2 separate regions of the Homo sapiens genome follow, and region 2 is linked to region 1. The links are chromatin contacts, found by Hi-C or POLR2A ChIA-PET in ENCODE. All regions are on one chromosome and are shown on one strand. The core of a region is the stretch at or near the end of the contact, and the rest is flanking DNA. Distances in the headings are between cores, read along the strand shown.

Region 1 (7,747 bases), core at 3,693-6,192:
CAATGCTTTGGTCCTGAGTGCCCCAAAAGACAGGGTGAAAATAAATGACCGAGGAAGGTAAAGAACAGTGCCACTCCTGATGCTCGGTAAGTGACAGTTGCTATTTTTCCTCCCCACCTCTGACACTGCCCTCCCTGCCTGCAGGAAGACGCGACATGTCAACATCTTGCTGTTTATGGGCTTCATGACCCGGCCGGGATTTGCCATCATCACACAGTGGTGTGAGGGCTCCAGCCTCTACCATCACCTGCATGTGGCCGACACACGCTTCGACATGGTCCAGCTCATCGACGTGGCCCGGCAGACTGCCCAGGGCATGGAGTGAGCCTCCCAGCCTGGGGAGGGGTGGGGGGAAAGGGTGGGGGAAATGAGGTAACCCCCAGCCAATCCGCCACCTGCCTCCACCCCCACAGCTACCTCCATGCCAAGAACATCATCCACCGAGATCTCAAGTCTAACAGTATCTATCTGTCCCTGGGCTGGGGTTGAGTGGGGGTGTCAAGGGCTTAGAAGGATGCCTCTTGTGGGGGTTCTGGGAATTACAAGGGAGGGGCATGTGTCCCAGAGCTCCTTGCCAGGTGGCAGAGCTGTGGCCAGCCAGGGGGCTTTAATGGCAGTCTCTTAGAAGTCAGAGGTGTGGCTGGTTCAGGTACTATTCTTGGGGACTCTGGTTAGAGTCTGATGTCTGACAGTTGTGGAGGGCATTATGGTCAACATCAGAGGCATAGTGGGTTCGGATGCCCTCCGAGGGGCTTCCTGTTCAGGAGTCACAGCGGGGCTGAGTGTGGGGGGCATTAGCAGGCGTTCCCTGCCCACGTCAAGGTTGTGGATAGTTTGCGTGATATTAAGGGGCTCCTGGTCAGGATCAGAGGGATGAGTGGTATAGGGGCACCAATGGGAACCTCCCAGGCAGGGTGAGAGGCATGGCTATTAGGAGTCCCTGTAGTGGTCCTTGACCCTGGCGGACATCTTCCTACATGAGGGGCTCACGGTGAAGATCGGTGACTTTGGCTTGGCCACAGTGAAGACTCGATGGAGCGGGGCCCAGCCCTTGGAGCAGCCCTCAGGATCTGTGCTGTGGATGGTGAGTTGGGCCAGGCTGGATGGGGGGCACATGGGGACGTGGGCTCCGGGATTGGGGTGTGTGGGGCCAAGTGGGGACGGGGATGCCTGTGCCAGATGTGGGTGTCTGGACTCCTCATGTCCCACCTCGTGTGGGTGGCTCTGAGTTGTACCCTGTGTGGCCAGTGGGATCTGGGACTGTGGACCAGCCATTTGCTGACCTCCGTGGTCCCCCTGCCTGGTCTGGCCTGTTGTAGGCAGCTGAGGTGATCCGTATGCAGGACCCGAACCCCTACAGCTTCCAGTCAGACGTCTATGCCTACGGGGTTGTGCTCTACGAGCTTATGACTGGCTCACTGCCTTACAGCCACATTGGCTGCCGTGACCAGGTGAGCCCCACACCTTACCCACAGTTCCCTGGGCTGAGGGATCCCCTCAGGCATCCATACCCCACATCCCCTCCTTTGCACTGATAAATGCCACACTTTCCCCAGAAACCTAAAATTTTCTAGGATAAGGACTCCCAGAATCCCTTGGGCTCCAGACACTTACAATAAATTCTCTGGGTCTCCCCTACCCCAACTTCCCTCTTCTCACATCCACAGCCCTCTGGGACAAAAATCTTTGAAGTCCAAAATGCCCCGAATCTCTATACCTAGAATCCCCTGAGGCCCCCAAATACCCCAAAGCCCTCTGTATCCCTAGACGCCTATAGTCGTCTGCTCTGGGTACTCAAAATCCCCCAGATCCTCAAAGCCCAGATCTCATTTCTCCCAGCATCCCATTTTTCCCCAGAAACAGAACCCCTTTGTGCTTCTGGAATAGTCATGGACACCCACAGTCACCTAGGCCTTGGGTATCTAGCAGGCCCCAGGGCCGGGATACCTAGAACCCTCTAGGCCCCAGACCCCCACAGAAGTACAAGCTCCCCCAGACCCAGAACTCCATGTTTTCCCGAGACTCAGTACTTTCCAGGTCCCTAAGCCTCCTAGAAACCCGTGGGCCTATAATCCTCTGAGCCCCAGATACCTACAATCCTTGACAACCCCAAATTTAAATCCCTCTGTTCTGAAAGCAGAGAATCCTCCCAAGTCCTCAAGGACAGAGAATCCTCTGGGCCTTGATACTGACAGTACCCCAGCTCGCTAAAAATGAACCTTCCAAGTCCCTCAATACAAAATTCCTTGGGCCTCCCAGCCCCTGACCCCAGATCACCCCTTTCCTGCCCCCGTCTGCCCCCAGATTATCTTTATGGTGGGCCGTGGCTATCTGTCCCCGGACCTCAGCAAAATCTCCAGCAACTGCCCCAAGGCCATGCGGCGCCTGCTGTCTGACTGCCTCAAGTTCCAGCGGGAGGAGCGGCCCCTCTTCCCCCAGGTGGGCTGGGTAGGGGGCTGGACACCTTGGGTGGGTGACTCTGGGATAGAGGAAGACTGAGATGGAGGCAGATGTGAATATGAAAGCTCAGAGGTATAGTGTGTGTGTGTGTGTGTGTGTGTGTGTGTGTTTCACCATGAGGCTGGGACTGTTGGGGGTGTGTGTGTATGTGTGTTTCGCCATGAGGCTGGGACTGTTGGGTGTGTGTGTGTGTGTGTGTGTGTGTGTGTGTGTGTTTCGCCATGAGGCTGGGGCTGTTGGGATGCCCACAGGGCTCTGGACACCCCTCCTCACCCCCACCTGCCCTCAGATCCTGGCCACAATTGAGCTGCTGCAACGGTCACTCCCCAAGATTGAGCGGAGTGCCTCGGAACCCTCCTTGCACCGCACCCAGGCCGATGAGTTGCCTGCCTGCCTACTCAGCGCAGCCCGCCTTGTGCCTTAGGCCCCGCCCAAGCCACCAGGGAGCCAATCTCAGCCCTCCACGCCAAGGAGCCTTGCCCACCAGCCAATCAATGTTCGTCTCTGCCCTGATGCTGCCTCAGGATCCCCCATTCCCCACCCTGGGAGATGAGGGGGTCCCCATGTGCTTTTCCAGTTCTTCTGGAATTGGGGGACCCCCGCCAAAGACTGAGCCCCCTGTCTCCTCCATCATTTGGTTTCCTCTTGGCTTTGGGGATACTTCTAAATTTTGGGAGCTCCTCCATCTCCAATGGCTGGGATTTGTGGCAGGGATTCCACTCAGAACCTCTCTGGAATTTGTGCCTGATGTGCCTTCCACTGGATTTTGGGGTTCCCAGCACCCCATGTGGATTTTGGGGGGTCCCTTTTGTGTCTCCCCCGCCATTCAAGGACTCCTCTCTTTCTTCACCAAGAAGCACAGAATTCTGCTGGGCCTTTGCTTGTTTATTTTGTTTCCCGACTCTTCTCTTGGGGTTCAGAGCCGCTGAGGGGTGGGGTGAGTCCAGGCAAGGAGTGAAGGTCAGGGGGAGGTGCGGACCACATAAACAGCGTCACTGCACGCATCACCACAGGCGGCACGATGAACGAGGACCACATATGCCAAGCACGGCACAAAAGGAGGCCACGTCAGTCACAGACACAGACACCACAGCAAAGGTGGGGAAGCGGAGACCACTGGCCTTCCGTGTGCAAAGGATTCTGGGAAGATGGGTGGAGTTTGCATATTTAAAGACAGCTGTCAGAGGCAGGAAACTGGGGAGGGGGTCCCTGGGGGAACCGAGGGGTCCTGGAAGTGGGAGGGGCTCCCAAGGTATTGAATGAGGTTGAGGGGAGCTGGTGAAGGGAAATCCTTGTGGGGCTAGGTGTTGGGTGGCATTTGAAGATGTGGATCTTCAGAGGGATGGAAGATCCATGGGAAGGGGCTCAACAGTAGGGGTTTCTTGAGGATTTGGAAAATTATGATGGGAAATAGGTGTGCTGGAGAGATTTGGGACCAAAAATAGGGTTTTCCAGGAACTTCAGGGCTCCAGGAAGGGATTCTGCAATGGGTTGCCTGGTATTTGGGCACTTCCAGGAAGGAAAACGCCCTCTGGGGAAACCAGGGGCGGAGGTCTTCAGGAATGTGGAGGTTCTAAAACAGAAGTAGATCCTGAAGTGACCACGAGTGGGGTTCTAAAAGGACTTGGGGATTCCACATGTGAGAACCGGATTTAGGGCCAGGAGGAGTCAGGTTTCTCAAGGTACTCGGGGATCTTGAGGAATGAGAGGTGGAATCTTGGAGAACCGGGAGATGGGTTCTCAAGGGATTTGGAGACTCCAAAAGTGAGAAATGGATTCAGGGCCCAGAGAAGGGTTGCCCAGGGATTTTGGGGTTCTCAGAGTGGGGTATCAGTCGGAGAAGAGGCTGGCGAAAGACTTCCTCAGGCTGCGGATGGTCTCAGCTTTCACCTCGTCCTGGCTAAGGCTGGGCCTGGGCGGGGCTGGCTCTGGAAGGTTGAAGGCATTGGTCAGAGACTGGGATTTGCTAGAGAGAGACAAGGTGGAGGCGTGGGAGGAAGGGGGAAGAGGAAGGGGAGGAAGGGGAGAGAAACACAACGTTACCCCAGGCCCAGCCCCAGCCCTGCCCCTCTGATCCTGGGGCTGTGCCTGTGACCTCCCCACCTGCCACCATGGGCCTGGACCCTAACAGGTTCTCAAGGCTGGGAGCACTCAGGTGGAGTGGGTGGAGTCCTGGGCCAGGGAGGCGAGATCTGGGACAGGCTGGGAGGACTTGGATCCAGGGTGAAGTGTGGGATTCGTGGCAAGAGTCCTGGGCAGAACCTTCTCTGTGAATTCTTGGCTAGTTTGATACAAAGGGGAAGATGAGCAGGGAAGTTTCCAATCTAAGGGTGAGGTGTCTAGGAGGGCATAGAAAGGGCTTGGACCAAGGACAGGCTGTTGGGCAAGTCAGCCTAAGGCAGAGCAGCTGGGTGGGGCAGGGAGGACGTCTGAGCTGGGATGGGAGTTGGAATGGACCAGAAAAGGCAGATGGGTGATGATTCGCGGGGAGACTGAGATGGGCCAGAAGGATGTGAAGGAGGAGGAAAAGTATGAGGATGGAGTGGGAAGAGCCAGATGATAGGAGGACTAGGACTCGGGCCAGGAGTTTTAGGGATGGGTTGGTGGCGGGGGGGCGAGTTTGGCAGGGAAGGCTCTGGGCTGGGCAGGAAGTTGCAGAGGGTGGGTCAGCCAGGTGCCTGGGAGGCCCTGGAGGAGGAAACTTTCCCAGGGCCTTTGAGGAGGAATTCGAACTGAGTGCAGTTTCTCTGGGATTCTGGCACCAAATTCCTGGGGTGGGGGTGCGGAGCCTCTGGTGGGCCGGGAGGAGCGAAAGCTTGGGGGAAGGGCTTGGCTCAGGCTGGAGAGAGTTCGTGGGACCCCTGCATAGGACCTGGGTCTGAGGAGCAAGGGAGCTAGGGCTGCTCTACTGGGGCAGCGGCCCGCTTTGTGAGCAGCAAGGCGAAGGCTGCTGTAGGGGTCCCCTTACTTGAGCTGGGGGTGCGGAGGTCCCCCTGCAGCGGCGGTGGCGGGTGGCGGCACGTCCTGGCTGGGTTTCTGGGCCAGCTGTGGTTTGGGACGTCCAGCGGGGCCCGGGCCGCTGGGCCGAGGCTGCTGCGTGGTGGGTGGCCCAGTGCGGGGCACGGGACCCGCCTGGCTGGCCTGGCGTGTGGGGCCGGCTGGGCCTGGGGGTTTCTGGGGCGGGCCCTGGCGCTGCTGCCCGCCCGGTGGGGCCCCAGAGGCCTTTGGCGGAGCCGGGCCAGAGACGGATGTCTGACGGGTAGCCTGTGGGGGGCCCGCCTGGCGCTGGGGAGACGGAGAGGCGGGCGGGCGGGCTGCTGGAGGCGCCCCGGGGCCTCCCGCCACTGGCCGGGATTGGCGGCCTTGACCCTGGGTCGGCGGCGCGGCCTGGGACGCGGGCTGCTGGGGCGCTGAGGTGGGACTTGGAAGGCGCTGGGGCAGGGGGCTGCCAGCTGGGGGTCCAAGGCCTGAAAGGTGCTGCTGGCCCTGCGGGGGCGGGCGCTGCTGCAATGGGGGTCCCTGGCGCTGGGGGCCTGGACCCGGCTGTGGAGGGCCGCCTGGGGGACAGAGGGAGAGAAAGAGCACACGTGAGAGTGAGCGGGTAAGAGATGGCGGGCTGAGGGAGGGGACTGCGACCGCCAGCCTCTCGCTTACCCTGTGGTGGGGGTCGCTGCTGAGCCGGGGGCCCTGCGGGCTGCTGGGAGGTCTGGCGGCCCAAGGGCAGGGCCCCTGGGGACGGAGTCTGCGGCAGAGGAATGGAGCAGGAGAGGTTAAAAATAGTTACCAGCCAGTGGAGCATCAGCCAGTGATGACACAGGTTCCCTGTGCGCTGGGTGTTGCCCCACTTGTGGCTGAGCTGAGGGTACTCTGGGTTGTGGGGTGGGGGACCTGTTCCCAGGGGCGGGGCAGGGAGGTGCTCAGGGAAGTCAGGGCAGCAGCTGCTTATCAATGTTTTAAACAATTGGCAATCGCAGCCACATGTGTGCAAAGGTGATGCTGTGAGCCTACAGATTATCAGCTTCATGGCACAGCATGACCCAGGGCCGGCCTCCCCACACTAGCTCAAGCCACTAGCTCAGCGCCAGGGGCCTGACCTGGCCATGGGAGCCCCTGCCAGGGGAGGCATCCCGCTGTCGCTGCCGGGGCAGGGCCTGAGCCATCTTGTTGACCACGAGCTCTACGATGAGCTGTTTGTCTTCATCCTGGTGGTCACCAATGAGCGGCATGGAGGAACCCACCACCTGGGGGAAGGAAAGGATCCGTGAGGGGAGAGGCAGGCCTCGCACCTGAGGCGGCAGTAACACCGTGCTTTCAGTTGGCCAAGGGCATGGCCGCCGCTGAGCCCCAGTGTCTGAGGCACTGATTGTGCACGGTGAGGAAGGCTTGTCTGTTCCAAGGTACCTTACAGCTTAGAAGGTGCTTCAGAGCAGGGCTCAGCAAATTAGGGCCCATGGGCCCAACCTGGCCGACCACCTGGTTCTGTATGACCCAGAGCTAAGGATGGGTCTTTAAATTTTGTAACAGTTGAAAAAAATCGAAAGATTTTATAACATGCGAAAATGGCATGAAATTTAAATTTCAATGTCCATAAACAAAGTTTTATTGGAACACAGCCACACTTATTTTTTTAACATATCGTCTATGGCTGCTTTTGCAGAGTTGAGTAGTTACGGCAGAGGCTACGTGGCCTACAAAGCCTAAAATATGTACCGTCTGCTCCTTTACAGAAAATGTTTGCCGATCCCTGCTTCACGGTTTTCTAGGTGCTTTGTCCTTTCCAAAATGCTTTGCTGTCGGTCCAGTTCGCAGAATACTTTAAAGGTTACTAAGTGCCTCGCCATTCACCAAGATGTCTCGATTCGCAGAGCACTAAACAATCTAATAAGGGTTTTGCTAGTCACCAGGGACGTGCAAGTTCAGTCTAGTGTTCTGCCATTGCAAGGGATGGCCCCTTCGAAAGTTCGTCAGGCACCTTACAGTGTACTAAGCACATTGCTGTTGGCTGAGGACCTCTGTGCCATGGAGTGCTTCAGTTTGCACTGCTGCTGCCTGGCATCTGTTCCTCCCTCTACCCCACCTACCCCTGGGTGCTCATACCTCAATGATGTGATCCCTTCCGTCCTTGCCATGTAGCGCTTCCACTGCGCAGATGTCCAGTCCCCCAAAAATCTCTGAGCACGTGTCCACCCACAGCTTGTATCTGCCAAGACAAAGGGTGGGGAAGCCTGTCAGTCTCTCACCTGAGCTGTCGTGCTCCCACCCCCGCTTCCCCTCACACCCTGAGTTC
Region 2 (6,974 bases), core at 2,134-4,633, 7.2 Mb after region 1:
CTGAGGCCCCACTAAGCTTTCCCTTTATCTGCTCCAGCTCCCTTGTTTATCACCTCAACAGGGTACTGTCATCTACCAGGTCTAACAAGCCGAAAAAAGGTAAACACCATCTATATTTACTTACTCTCCACTACAGTCAGGTTGTTTCTCTTTCGATAGTCTCTCAGATCCACCACCACTGTCCTGCTCCCACCTTCAGCAACTCCTACGTGGATTCTGCCCCTGTTTGCCTACTCAGCTCCTGGCCACCTAGCCGGCCCCTCCAGTCTGCTACCACTTCACAATCACCTCTCCTTGCTTAACACCTTGCCATGTCTCCTTATTATGGCCCACACTTATTTCTAAAGAGGGGTGCACATGTCCCAGGGGATGCTGGAGACAAATCGAAAGGGAGTGGAAAAATAATATTCATACTCTATTTTAGGGCTTTTTCCTTATCCTTTAGGGATTAATATTTATATGCTTCATAATGTACCTAATATATTTGCTCAGCAGTATATTTATATAATGCATAAATGAATAAGTATATATGTTTTGAGAGTATAGGATCAAGTTTTTCCTGATAGGTGTGCAAACACATAAGATGGTTTGGAGACCATTAAGTGAGACCCAAGGAGGTGCTCTAACATTGAAAGTCCTCCACAGCCTAGTCTTTCTCTGCCTCTCACATCTCACTCTTCTACCACTCTTCTACCTCTTGTCTGTCCCTGACAGTACAGTGACACAGAAGTACTTGCAGTTCCCCTAATTAAGGGAACATTTGTGCCTTTATTCCTTTTTCCTGGATTCCTCCAGTCCTGCCCTCACCCTGGTTGCCTGGTGAAGATGTCCTATTTCAAGCCTCAGTTTAGGTGTTATCTCTCTGAGGTTTTCTCCACCAGCCTGGGAATAGGAAACCCACCATTGTCTTCTGGTCCACCTCACCATTCCAACCATTCCACATTCAGACTTCAGTTTTCCCCAGCATACTTTATTAAAGTAATCTGCTCACTGCTCCCCAACCCAATGCTCTTTTTTAGAGACAGTCTCACTCTGTCACCCAGGCTGGAGTGCAGAGATCATAGCACAGTGCAGCCTCAACTTCCCATGTTCAAGCAATCCTCCTGCCTCAGCCTTCTGAGTAGCTGAGACTATAGGCATGCACCACCACACCCTGCTAATTTTTATTTTTTTTCTAAAGATGGGTTCTCCCTATATTGCCCAGGCTAGTCTTGATCTCCTGGCCTCAAGCAATCCTCCCACTTCAGCCTCATGAAGCTCTGGGATTACAGGTGTGAGTCACTGTGCTGGGCCAGTTTCCTTTTTTATATCCCCCCTTAAATTGTGAACTCTCTGAGGCTAGGGACTATATGCAGTTCACCTTCCTCTTTCTGTTGGACTCAGCACAGTGTAAGTCACACACTCAGCACCAGGAAATGTTTGTTTAAAAAGCAATAAAGCTAATATTATCAACTACTTAATATGTGCCTGGAGCTAATTTTAGCATATGTTTCCATGTATATTAGTTCATTTAATCCTTGAAAGTGAGTTCTGGCCGGGTGTGGTGGCTCATGCCTGTAATCCCAGCACTTTGGGAGGCCGAGGTGGGCAGATCACGAGGTCAGAGATTGAGACCATCCTGGCTAACACGGTGAAACCCCGTCTCTACTAAAAGTACAAAAAATTAGCCGGGTGTGGTGGCATGCGCCTGTAGTCCCAGCTACTTGGGAGGCTGAAGTAGGAGAATCGCTTGAACCTGGGAGGTGGATGTTGCAGTGAGCTGAGATTGTGCCACTGCACTCCAGCCTGGGCAACAGAGCGAGACTCCATGTCAAAAAAAAAAAAAAGAAAGAAAGAAAAAAAGAAAGTGGGTTCTAATTTTATCCCCATTTTGTAGATATGTAAAATGAGACTCCCAGAAATGAAGTAACTTGCCCTGGGTCCCAAACTGGCAGAGCCAGGATTCAGACTCAAGAAGTCTGATCTCAGAGTGCATTGTCTTAATCACTATGCTCTGCTGACAGAATAAGCACAAGAACGAACAAATATATGCACAAATGAATGAAGTGGTGACTTTGGAAGCAGACTTACATAGTGAAATTGGAGATAAAGGCAAGATGAGGCAGATCCAGGTCAAAGATGGCTTCATGGGCTTCAGCATGTGGATTAAACAGGACAGAGGTGACCAAGGTGTGGGCATAGCGAGACACCACCGTGGAGCGCATAGAATAGCTTGTCATTAACAACTGAGAGAGAAGACAGGAGGAGGTGTTTTAGGTAGACTATGTCCTCAGCCTAGATGGGCTAGTCTTTGGGAACCCAAGATTCCTACACAGGCCTCAAAGTATACAGGTGGATAAACTAAGGCCTAGAGAGGGAAAACAACCTCTGTCATCCATTTGGTGGATCTGCCTGATTACTTCAGCAAGCTTTATCAAGTCTCAGAACCCAAGACTCACAGAAGATTAGAGATCAAGGGACCTCTCTGGACAAGCACTTCTCTAACTTTGATGTGCACATGAATCTCCTGGAAAGCTTGTTAAAATGAAGATTCTGATTCAGCAAGACTAGGGTGAAGGCTGAGATTTTATCTTTCTAAAAAGCTCCCATGGAATGATGCTGCTGCTAGTCCACAGATTTCACTTTGAGTAGCAAGGCTTTAGAATATAGCAGAGCATCCGCCATTCATTGAATCCTACTCTGTCCAAGGCACTGTGATAAATACTGATTTTTTTCTTCTTTAGGATCTCAGGTGTAAAGAGTTGCACTTATAAGCACAATCATGCACTGCAAGCATGGTAAGTATCTGGCATCCATGATGAGGGCACACAGCAAGTACAATATCTATCTTCTTCCTCTCCTTTCTTGAGGCAATGGTCCCTCTATCTACCCACACGTGATGCAGAGCTAGTTCCTTCCCAGTGTGGGGCAGTGGGAAATGAGGATGATTTGAGATCAGACGGTTCTGCCACTTCCTAACTGTGTCTTAACCTTGGAACCTCTGTTTTCTCTTCTCTATAATGGGGATAATAATATAGCCCAGCTCACAGAGATGCTGTGAGGACTAAATGAAATAATAATTCTGGGACCCCTGGTGCAGCACCTGACATGTGCTCAGCAAATAGTACCTCTTTTCTCTGGCTCTAGTTTCTCAGTCATAGGACTGAAGAAACACACTGAATAACCTTCCCAAATTTCCCCCAAGAAGCTAATTTTATCACAAATCCCCAAGCTTTTTTCCCTCATCCCAGAACTGACCTTTGTGCTTGATGAAGCGGGGACAGGGGGTCCCTGGTATGTCAGTTCAAGAAGAATGGTCAGCAAAAAGCTGACACAGATGAGGTACCTCCACCCAGACATGATGCCACCTCTGGCCTGGATCTGTTGTTCACATCCAGAAGATCTGAGCCCGATCTCCAAACCCTTGCTCTTTTAAACCTCCAGGTATCCCTTCTCTTGAGAGGGAGGGACCATCCTGAAGGGTGGGGAAGGCTCTGAATGTGGCATTGAGGCTCACACAAGCCAGGATTGTCCAAGAGCTGGGGCTGGCATCTTGCCTGGAGAAGGGCCAGTTCTACGCTTCCTTTTTTCCCCTCATCCAGCTGTAAGATGAATGGAAACTAAACATACCAGAGTGCTGGGTCTGTCTGTTTGCTGTGTTGGCTCAGGGTGGGGTTTTTCTTTCCTATAAACATCCACAGGAGCCCAGTAACTGGGGCCAGAGAAAGGTCACTTAGCACTGATCATCTTAAAAAGGTAGTGGCGATGAGAGAGGGATTGGCAAGGCAAGCCCCCAATACTGGTCTTCCCTGGTATTATTGACTTTAGCCTAGTGCCGGGAGGGACTTACTCAGGATCCTATAACAATTTAGGGGTCCCATAGACATAATAAGACTTACAATCTCTAGAATAGCCAGAGGCCAAGACAGGCTGGGGCAGGACTGAGAAAGAATATAACACAGTGGTTTCAAAATACAGGCTCCAGACCCAGACCACATGGGTTTGAATCTCAGTTCTGCCACTTACTGACTGTATAATACTGAGCAAGTTAATTAACCTCTCTGTAGCCTCAGTTTCTTCATCTATAAAATAAGAATAGTAATAGCACCTACTTCATAAAGTTCTTATGAAGATTAAGTGAGTTTGTACTTTTAGAATGCTTGGCACATGGTAAGTGATCAGTAAATAGCTGCTAGGAGGAGGGCAGGATGAGGCATGACAGAGATCAAAAGTCTGGAAAGCTCCCTGTCCTCTGAGACCTGAGTGGAGGGAGAAGGGAGGAGCTGAGGTGCTCTGGACTCAGGATCTGCAGGTCCTGTGGAGGGTGGGGGTGAGGAATGGGGCTGAGAAAAAGGAAAGTACTTGAAGGTCTGCACAAGGACTATCAGCCTCAGTCAGAATCCTGCCGACCCTGGCCCTCCGGCCTCTACCCATCCACACAGGGAGCATAGACAGCTCCAGTACTTACTCTCAGGGGCAAAATCTCTGATGACATTTTACAAACTGCCCCAGGAACACTCAGATTTGTCCTAGGGCATTTGGCATCCCAACAAAGTCTTCTCATTCTGGCATCTGTGGGTCCCAAAACCTGTCAGTTGCCACCTCGCACAAGTCCGCACCAAGTTTCCTCTCAGGATTTCCTCACGAGGGAGAGTCCTAGCTAGAGAACAGCTCTGCTTATACAGCAACAGAGAAAACTCCCATCGGCTACCCAGTCCTTTTCTCTTAAATATGAATGAGTAGCCAAGGAGCCTCAAGCAAATTAAGGAAGCCTGTAGCATGAAAGCAAAATACTAAAAGAAACAAATAGAACAACTGACCCTAGAGCAATTTGAGGATCTGGGAAACAAAAGAGAACTTCAGGGGAAAAATTGATACTATTCTGAATAAGATTCAAGAAGATATAACATGCATAAAACAAGAACTAGATGCCATAAAACAGGAACAATCAGAGAAAACAGAGATTCCTTAGAAATTAAAAATATGTTACTGAAATAATACATTTTCCAGGACCAGGAAATGAGGAAATCTTCCAGAATGTAGGGCAAAAAAGCCAAGGCAACAGAAAATGTGAGAGAAAATTTAAGAGAGATGGATTAATCTAGCAAATTAGACATTCAAATAATAGGAGTTCTAGATAGAGAAAACAAAACAATGAAGGAAACTTTATTGAAAACATATTAGGCCAGATGTGGTGGCTCACATCTGTAATCCCAGCACTTTGGGGGGTTGAGGCGGGAGGATCGCTTGAGGCCAGGAGTTTGAGATCAGCCTGGCTAACATAGTGAGACCCTGACTCTACAAAAAAAAGTAAAAAGAAATAGCCAGTCGTGATGGCTCTCATCTGTAAATCCCAGCTACTTGGGAAGCAGAGGCGGGAGGATTGCTTGAGCCCAGGAGTTCGAGGTTACAGCGAGCCATGATTGTGCCACTGTACTCCAGCTTGGGAGACAGAGTGAGACCCTGTCTCAAAAAAATAGATATATTAGAAGTTATAATAATTTCCTACACCTGAAGAAGGATCTCCAGACAGGTGCCCAGAACAGTGAATCCAGGAAACAGTGAAGCCAGGAAACAGTGAATCCAATTCAAGCAATAACTGCAGCAGCCTCCTTACTGGTCCTCCTGCTTCAGCCTTCATCATCCCCTTTTCTGCCTCCCACCAGTATATTTTTACAACAACCAGAGGGATCCTTTTGAAACCCAAGTCAGATCCTGTCCCCTTTTTGCTCAAAACTCTCCTGTGGATCCTGCTTGTGGCTTACATGGCCCTATGTGAGAGGGGTCAGTGAGGCAAGCCCTCATTACCCATCTGACCCCATTTCCTATTACTTCCCTTCCTGCCTTCCTCCATCACTCTAGCAACTCTGGCCATTGTGTTCTTCAAAAGTGCCAGGCATGGGGAAAAAATGCCAGGCATGATCCTGTCCCATGGCCTTTGCAATGACTGTTCTTTCTGCTTGGAATGTTTTCTCACCAAGTATCCACTTGACTAGTTCTCTCACCTTATGCTAGTCTTTGCCCACATGCTACCTTTTCAGTGAGTGTTTCCCTGACCAACCTATTTACTTATTTTTTAACTTTTTTGTTATTGATACATAATATTTGTATAAATTTATGGGATACACTGATATTTTGTTACATGCATAGAATGTGTAATAATCAAGTCAGGGTATTTATGGTATCCATTGCCTTGAGTATTTATCATTTCTATGTGTTGGGAAAATTTCAACTTATCTTTTCTAGCTATTTTGAAATATACAACACATTGTTATGACAAGCCTATTTAAAACTGAAATTTTTCTCCATAGCACTTATCACACATTTTAATTTGGATACATTTTACTGATTTATCTTATTATCTTTTCTCTCTCCCTTACTAGAATCAGCTCCATGGGGGCCAAGGATTGCTATCTGTCTTCTTCACTGCCTAGCCTAATCTCCTAGAACAGTACCTGACACGTAGTAGACACTCAAAAAATACTTGTTGAATGAGTGAATACAATAAAAGCATATAATTCAAGGAAAAAAGAAAGGCTTTTAGAAACTCTGTGTGTGTGTGTGTGTGTGTGTGTGTGTGTGTGTAATTATTCAAGAAAGTCTTGGCCAAATACAAAGCAAAATAAAATGTAATATGATTATGAGCAGCTGATAAGAGTATAAGAAAGATTCCATTTGACCTTGATGCTAGAAACATTCTCCTCTGAGAGGCCCAAAGATTGTGACATTGAACTTGAAGAGAAGGAAGCGTATTCCAGGCTCACTGCTTGGCTAGATTTTGAAAAATATTTACATAGCCATGATAATGTGAATGCTGTTTATTGGGTTTCAGGTCATAGAGTCAACCTGGGGAGACAAAGCAGGGAAGATCTGATTGTGGCTGCAGAACAGAATGTAAATGTTAATAACCAGGGCAATGTAAAAGGAAAGATAAAACTGACAATGTGGGACATTGAATGGGCAGGGGGAGGGTTGTAGCCATAATATCCTTGTCT

The links. Hi-C counts contacts between places; a loop is a spot of excess contacts on that map. ChIA-PET counts read pairs that join two places held with the same protein, here RNA polymerase II (POLR2A).
Region 2: a loop to region 1 is called in a map of transverse colon, with 29 times the contacts of the local background. The contact joins the promoter of ITIH6 here to the enhancer-like site in region 1. A Hi-C loop is called at or near these places in 1 of 168 maps with a recorded cell type or tissue (transverse colon). POLR2A ChIA-PET finds 5 or more read pairs at or near these places in 1 of 52 experiments (H1).

The regions. Positions count from the first base shown.
Region 1 is chrX:47,568,574-47,576,320 of GRCh38, forward strand. It overlaps SYN1 (synapsin I), which reads right to left. Exons shown (of 13, transcript NM_006950.3): 9 at 7,558-7,660; 10 at 6,555-6,701; 11 at 6,115-6,202; 12 at 5,429-6,017; 13 at 3,328-4,426. The coding sequence ends at 4,291. It overlaps ARAF (A-Raf proto-oncogene, serine/threonine kinase), which reads left to right. Exons shown (of 16, transcript NM_001654.5): 11 at 145-321; 12 at 414-460; 13 at 966-1,084; 14 at 1,320-1,451; 15 at 2,305-2,439; 16 at 2,750-3,335. The coding sequence ends at 2,884. Among named protein-coding and RNA genes, the nearest start is that of TIMP1, 10 kb to the right of the region's middle. RefSeq lists enhancers at 6,227-6,734, 6,735-7,241, 7,334-7,747. Within about 2 kb of position 4,943, at least 12 of the 41 ENCODE cell types and tissues checked have a DNase peak (open chromatin) inside an H3K27ac peak, as active enhancers do.
Region 2 is chrX:54,794,872-54,801,845 of GRCh38, forward strand. ITIH6 (inter-alpha-trypsin inhibitor heavy chain family member 6) reads right to left here and starts at 3,384. Exons shown (of 13, transcript NM_198510.3): 1 at 3,238-3,384; 2 at 2,071-2,225. The coding sequence starts at 3,339.